Linked DNA regions of Homo sapiens: region 1 is linked to region 2. Evidence: read pairs that join two places in POLR2A ChIA-PET (ENCODE). Cell type or tissue: HepG2. All regions are shown on one strand. Each heading gives the region's core, and the rest is flanking DNA. Links, peaks and the distances in the headings are about the cores only. Region 1 has its middle 9.9 kb from the start of SBNO2. Region 2 overlaps PALM (paralemmin).

Region 1 (2,904 bases), core at 290-2,789, 470 kb after region 2:
AGGGTTTTGCTCTGTCGCCCAGGCTGGAGTGCAGTGGTGTGATCTCGGCTCACAGAACCCTTGAACTCCTTGCCTGGAGCAATCCTCCCTCCTCAGCCTCCAGAGTAGCTGGGATGACAGGCGCACCACTATGCCTGGTTAATTTTAAATTTTGTTGGCCAGGCGCGATGGCTCATGCCTGTAATCCCAGCACTTTGGGAGACCAAGGCGGGTGAGTCACCTGAGATCAGGAGTTCGAGACCAGCCTCACCAACGTGGTGAAACCCTTTCTCTACTAAAAAAAAAAAACAAAAACAAAATTAGCCAGGCATGGTGGCACGCACCCATAATCCCAGCTACTCGGGAGGCTGATGCAGGAGAATCGCTTGAACCCAGGAGGCGGAGGTTGCGGTGAGCCGGGATCGCACCACTGCACTCCAGTCTGGGCGAAAGAGCGAGACTCCGTCTCGACAAACAAACAAACAAACAAACAATAAATAAATAAATAAACCTTGTTTGTAGTGAAGAGGTCTCACTGGGTTACCCAGGCTAATCTTGAACTCCTGGCTTCAAGTGAGCTTCCCACCTCGGTCTCCCAAAGTGCTGAGATGACAGGTGTGAGCCGCTGCACCCGGCCTGAACTTCCTATCAGGTGCTCATTATGAGCCAGGATTGAGCTACAGAAAATGCGAGGGAGGGGAGACGGCCCCCAGGATGCCCCCAAACCGGTACTCTGCACCCCCTGGGCCCACATCTAAGGACGACAAGGCAGAGGCCTCAAATGCCAGGTCCTGTGGCTTTGTCCCCGGGGCGGTGGGGAGCCACGGGCAGAAGTAGGGCACCAGAGGAGATTGCTCTGCCAGGGCTGGGGCCAGAGCAAAGGGCCGGGGGCAGGGCAGGGGCGTTGGATCGTTGGATGGGGCTGCAAGGTGGGGAGGGCAGGTTGGGGCCATGTATTCATCCGAGATGAATTTCTCAGTGCCACCCAGGGCCAGGCCCCACTTGCAGGTGCCAGGGCCACTACAGAGAACAGACACACCCTGAGGGGGTCCCCAGGCCACGAAGAAGCCGGATGCTGGAGCAGCCTAGGACACAGACACCTTGGCCCTTCCCAGGCAGGCCCCTGCCACGTGAGTGCAGGGCAAGGGTCCCAGGAGGGGGAACGGGCTCCAGGCCCCACCATGGCTGCCCTGAGTGTACGCAGTGGTCAGCCCAGTGCTGATGTCACCTGTGTGGGGACTTCCTGGACCTTCACCTCGGATCCGCTGCCCGGCCCCGAGGGAAATTCCAGAGAAGCCAGGGCCGCTCCTGGCTGACTCATTCTAGGTGCCAGTAGCACGGGAGGGGCTGGGCAATGGAGGGCCTGGGGGCATTTGGAGAACTGTGAGGAGTCTGACCACCTCCTCTGAGGGCCAGTTTCTGCTGCGTCCCACGGGGACTTGGGGAAAACTTGGACTCCCCAGCCCCAGCCCTGGCATCATTTTTTTTTTTTTTTTGAGACAGAGTTTCACTCTTGTTGCCCAGGCATGGGTGCAGTGGTGCGATTTCGGCTCACTGCAACCTCAGCTTCCCGGGTTCAAGTGATTCTGTCGCCTCAGCCTCCCCAGTAGCTGGGATTACAGGCGCCTGCCACCGCGCCCGGCTAAATTTTGTATTTTTAGTACAGACAGGGTTTCGCCATGTTGGCCAGGCTGGTCTTGAACTCCTGACCTCAGGTGATCCACCCGCCTCAGCCTCCCAAAGTGCTGGGATGACAGGCGTGAGCCACAGTGCTCAGCCCAGGCCAGCATCTACAGGGCACAAGTGGGAATCTGGGTTCTAGGAGGTGAGAACTGGGGGGTGGGGGGTTGCAATGGGTGGAGAGTGCTTTCCCTTCCCTGCAGGCCTTCTCACGTCCACAGGGTTGCAAGCGGGACTGGCAGAGTTGAAACAAAAGTCAGGGAGCAGGGCTGGGCGCAGTGGCTCAAGCCTATAATCCCAGCACTTTGGGAAGCCGAGGGAGGCTGATCACCTGAGGTCAGGAGTTCGAGACCAGCCTGGCCAACATGGAGAAACCCCGTCTCTACAAAAAATACAAAAATTAGCCGGGCTTGGTGGCGGGTGCCTGTAATCCCAGCTACTCGGGAGGCTGAGGCTGGAGAATTGCTTGAACCTGGGAGGCGGAGGTTGCAGCGAGCCGAGGTCGCACCACTGCACTCCAGCCTGGGTGACAGAGCAAGACTCCATCTCAAAAAAACAAAAGAGGAGTGTGGGAACAAGTAGTGAAGATTTCCACCGTTCAAATCCCGCCACTCCCCCCCGGGGCTCTGTGACCTCAGGAAGGCACATGACCTCCCACACTTCAGTTTGCCCATCTATAAAATGAGGATAATCGTGGTACCTCCTTTGGAAGCCTTTTGTGAGAATTTGGTAAGTTCTGGTATGTGTTAAGTGTTTGGAGTGGGGCTTGGGGTATGGTGAAGAGTTTATATTAAAAAAAAGAAAAAAAACCTTCAAGTTGGGCATAGTGGTGCACGCCTGTAATCCCAGCACTTTGGGAGGCCGAGGCGAGCAAATCACTTGAGGTCAGGAGTTTGAGATCCACCTGGCCAACATGGTGAAGCCCTGTCTCTAGTATAAATACAAAAATTAGCCGGGGGTGGTGGTGCACACCTATAGTCCCAGCTACTGAAGAGGCTGAGGCAGGAGAATCTATTGAATCTGGGAGGCAGAGGTTGCAGTGAGCTGAGATCGCGCCATTGCACTCCAGCCTGGGCGACAGAGCCAGACTCCACCTCAAAAAAAAAAAAAAAAACAAACAAGAATCGTTTGGTTGCAGCTGACAGAAATTGAAACTACAACTGGCTCCTTTTTAAAAAACAGGAATTTTTTGCTCATGGAACTGAAAGATTTAGGGATAGAGCTAACTCAAGGCCACCCCTCTCA
Region 2 (2,904 bases), core at 221-2,720:
TTAAGGGCCTCAGATTTTGACCCTAGGAAATTGGCTTATGTTCTTTTTGTTTGTTTGTTTGAGACACAGTCTCGCTGTCACCCAGGCTGGAGCACAGCGGTGTGATCTCGGCTTATAGCAACCTCTGCCTCCTGGGTTCACGCGATTCTCATGCCTCAGCCTCCCAAGCCGCTGGGACTACAGGCATGCGCCACTGCGCCTGGCTAATTTTTTGTATATTTTTAGTAGAGACGGGGTTTCACCATGTTGGCCAGGCTGGTCTCGAACTCCTGGCCTCAAGTGATCCGCCTGCCTCAGCTTCCCAAAGTGCTGGGATTACAAGAATGAGCCACCATGCCCAGCCTATGTTCTTTTTTTCTTTCTTTCTTTCTTTTTTTTTTTTTTGAGACAGAGTCTCGCTCTGTCACCCAGGCTGGAGTGCAGTGGGGTGATCTCGGCTCACTGCAACCTCTGCCTCCTGGGTTCAAGCCATTCCCCTGTCTCAGCCTCCCGAGTAGCTGGGACTACAGGTACCCGCCACCACACCCAGCTAATTTTTTTGTATTTTCAGTAGAGATGCGGTTTCACTGTGTTAGCCAGGATGGTCTTGATCTCCTGACCTTGTGATCTACCCTCCTCGGCCTCCCAAAGTGCTGGGATTACAGGCGTGAGCCACCGCGCCCGGCTTGTTGTATATTTTTTAGTAGAGACAGAGTTTCACCATGTTGGCCAGGCTGGTCTTGAACTTCTGGCCTAAAGTGATCCGCCCACCTCGGCTTCCCAAAGTGCTGGGATTACACGCATGAGCCACCGCGCCCAGCCTACGTTCTTTTTTTCTTTCTTTTTTTTTTTTTTTTTTCAGATGGAGTCTCTCTCTGTCGCCCAGGCTGGAGTGCAGTGGCGAGATCTCGGCTCACTGCAAGCTCTGCCTCCCAGGTTCATGCCATTCTCCTGCCTCAGCCTCCCGAGTAGCTGGGACTACAGGCGCCCGCCACCACGCCCGGCTAATTTTTTGTATTTTTAGTAGAGATGGGGTTTCACCATGTTAACCAGGATGGTCTCGATCTCCTGACCTCGTGATCCGCCCACCTCGGCCTCCCAAAGTGCTGGGATTACAGGCGTGAGCCACCGCGCCCAGCCTTCTTTTTTTTAGACTGGGTCTTACTGTGTTGCTCAGGCTGGAGTGCAGAGGTGTGATCATAGCTCACTGCAGCCTCCACGCCCCGGGCTCACGGGATCCTCCACCCAGCCTCTTGAGTAGCTGGGACTACAGGTGCCACCACCACACCCTGCTAATTATTATGTTTTGTTTTGTTTTTGTAGAGACGGGGTCTCCCTGTGTTGCCCAGGCCGGTCTCAAACTCCTGGGCTCAAGCATCCTCCCACCTCAGCCTCCCAAAGCGCTGGGAGTACACACATGTGAGCCACTGCACCCAGCCTGATGTTCTTTAAAAGCATCATATGGGCCGGGTGCAGTGGCTTATGCCTGTAATCCCAGTTCTTTGGAAGGCCGAGGCAGGAGGATCACCTCAGGTCAGGAGTTCGAGACCAGCCTGGCCAACATAGTGAAACCCCATCTCTACTAAAAATACAAAAATTAGCCGGGCGGGCGTGGTGGCGGGTGCCTATAATCCCAGCTACTCGGGAGGCTGAGGCAGGAGAATCGCTTGAACCTGGGAGGCGGAGCTTTCAGTGAGCCGAGATTGCACCACTGCACTCCAGCCTGGGTGACAGACAGAGCGAGACTCCGTCTCAAAAAAAAAAAGCATTATATCACCTTTTTCTGAGTGTGGGCCCCTGTTTCCTCTCATCCTTTCTTGATCTAGGAAACCTGTCATTTGTTTATTGAACAAATAAATGCTCCCTCCTCACCATCCTCGTGCTGTGCGGGATCAGCAGGGTCTGGAAAGCTATGCAGCATCTTCTCTGAGGTGTGAGAAAGGCTTCCTCATCCAGTCCATCATGAACCTTTTCTGAGAAGGATGTTTCAGGGTTCATCCAGGCAGGCAGAAGGATGCACCTTGTGGAAGGACTGGCATGTGCAAAGGGCTAGAGGTGGGAAAGCATTGGAAGAAGAGAATGCTCTTTGGTGTTTGTTCCTGCTAGGCCTTGAGTGCCAGGATGGGGAGTCATGGATAGTGTGTGAGCAGGGGAGGAGCAGTGGCTGACCTGGTCATCAAAAAAGGCGCTGGCAGCTGAGGAGTGAGCCCAGGGAGGAGCAAGTCATGGCCAAGCCTTGATTGTGGCTGCAGGGGCAGCATGCAGAGAAATGGCAGAGCCAGAGGGGGCAGGACCCCACGTCTAGGAGGGCAAACACAGGATTCCAGAACTGCGTGTGGTCAGTGATGCCCACAGGGACGGGGCTCCCTGGCTGGGGAGAAGTAGCCTGGTCCCTGGATACATGAGGGGGTGGAGGGCGTCCTCTAGGAGGATGGCTGCGTGGACGTCTTGGTGTCTGAGGAGTGTAAAATCAGGCCAGAGTGGCTGTCTCCCGCCCCAGGGTTTCAAGCAGAAATTCAGGGACAGTCAGAGCCAGTCACCAGGACAGAGCCTGGACTGGGTGGGAAGAGGGAAGGGGAGCTAGGCCTTGGGATGGGGAAGACTTAGATTAGGGCTGGGCATGGTGGCTCACGCCTGTAATCCCAGCACTTTGGGAGGCCGAGGCGGGCAGATCACCTGAGTTCAGGAGTTCGAGACCAGCCTGGTCAACATGGTGAAACCCCCGTCTCTACCAAAAATACAAAAATTAGCCAGGCATGGTGGCAGGTGCCTGTAATCCCAGCTACTCGGGAGGCTGAGGCAGGAGAATCGCTTGAACCCAGGAGGAGGTTGCAGTGAGCCGAGATTGCGCCACTGCCCTCCAGCCTGGGTGACAGAGCGAGACTCTTTCTCTCAAAAAAAAAAAAAAAGAAAGTTTAGATTAGG

The links. ChIA-PET counts read pairs that join two places held together with the same protein. Peaks named below come from ENCODE experiments on the same cell type or tissue, not always from the same donor. Only the 100,000 strongest peaks of a DNase experiment are listed, where the experiment ranks them.
Region 1: POLR2A ChIA-PET joins it to region 2 with 5 read pairs; 2 of 35 experiments call an interaction of 5 or more read pairs at or near these places.

The regions. Positions count from the first base shown.
Region 1 is chr19:1,182,762-1,185,665 of GRCh38, forward strand. No RefSeq gene overlaps it. Among named protein-coding and RNA genes, the nearest start is that of SBNO2, 9.9 kb to the left of the region's middle. RefSeq lists enhancers at 832-881, 1,132-1,331, 1,542-2,102, 2,103-2,661. In HepG2, for the core only: no CTCF peak of the experiment used is centred there; a DNase peak (open chromatin) is centred at 1,240.
Region 2 is chr19:713,539-716,442 of GRCh38, forward strand. All of the region lies in intron 1 of PALM (paralemmin), which reads left to right. Among named protein-coding and RNA genes, the nearest start is that of PALM, 6.1 kb to the left of the region's middle. In HepG2, for the core only: no CTCF peak of the experiment used is centred there; no DNase peak of the experiment used is centred there.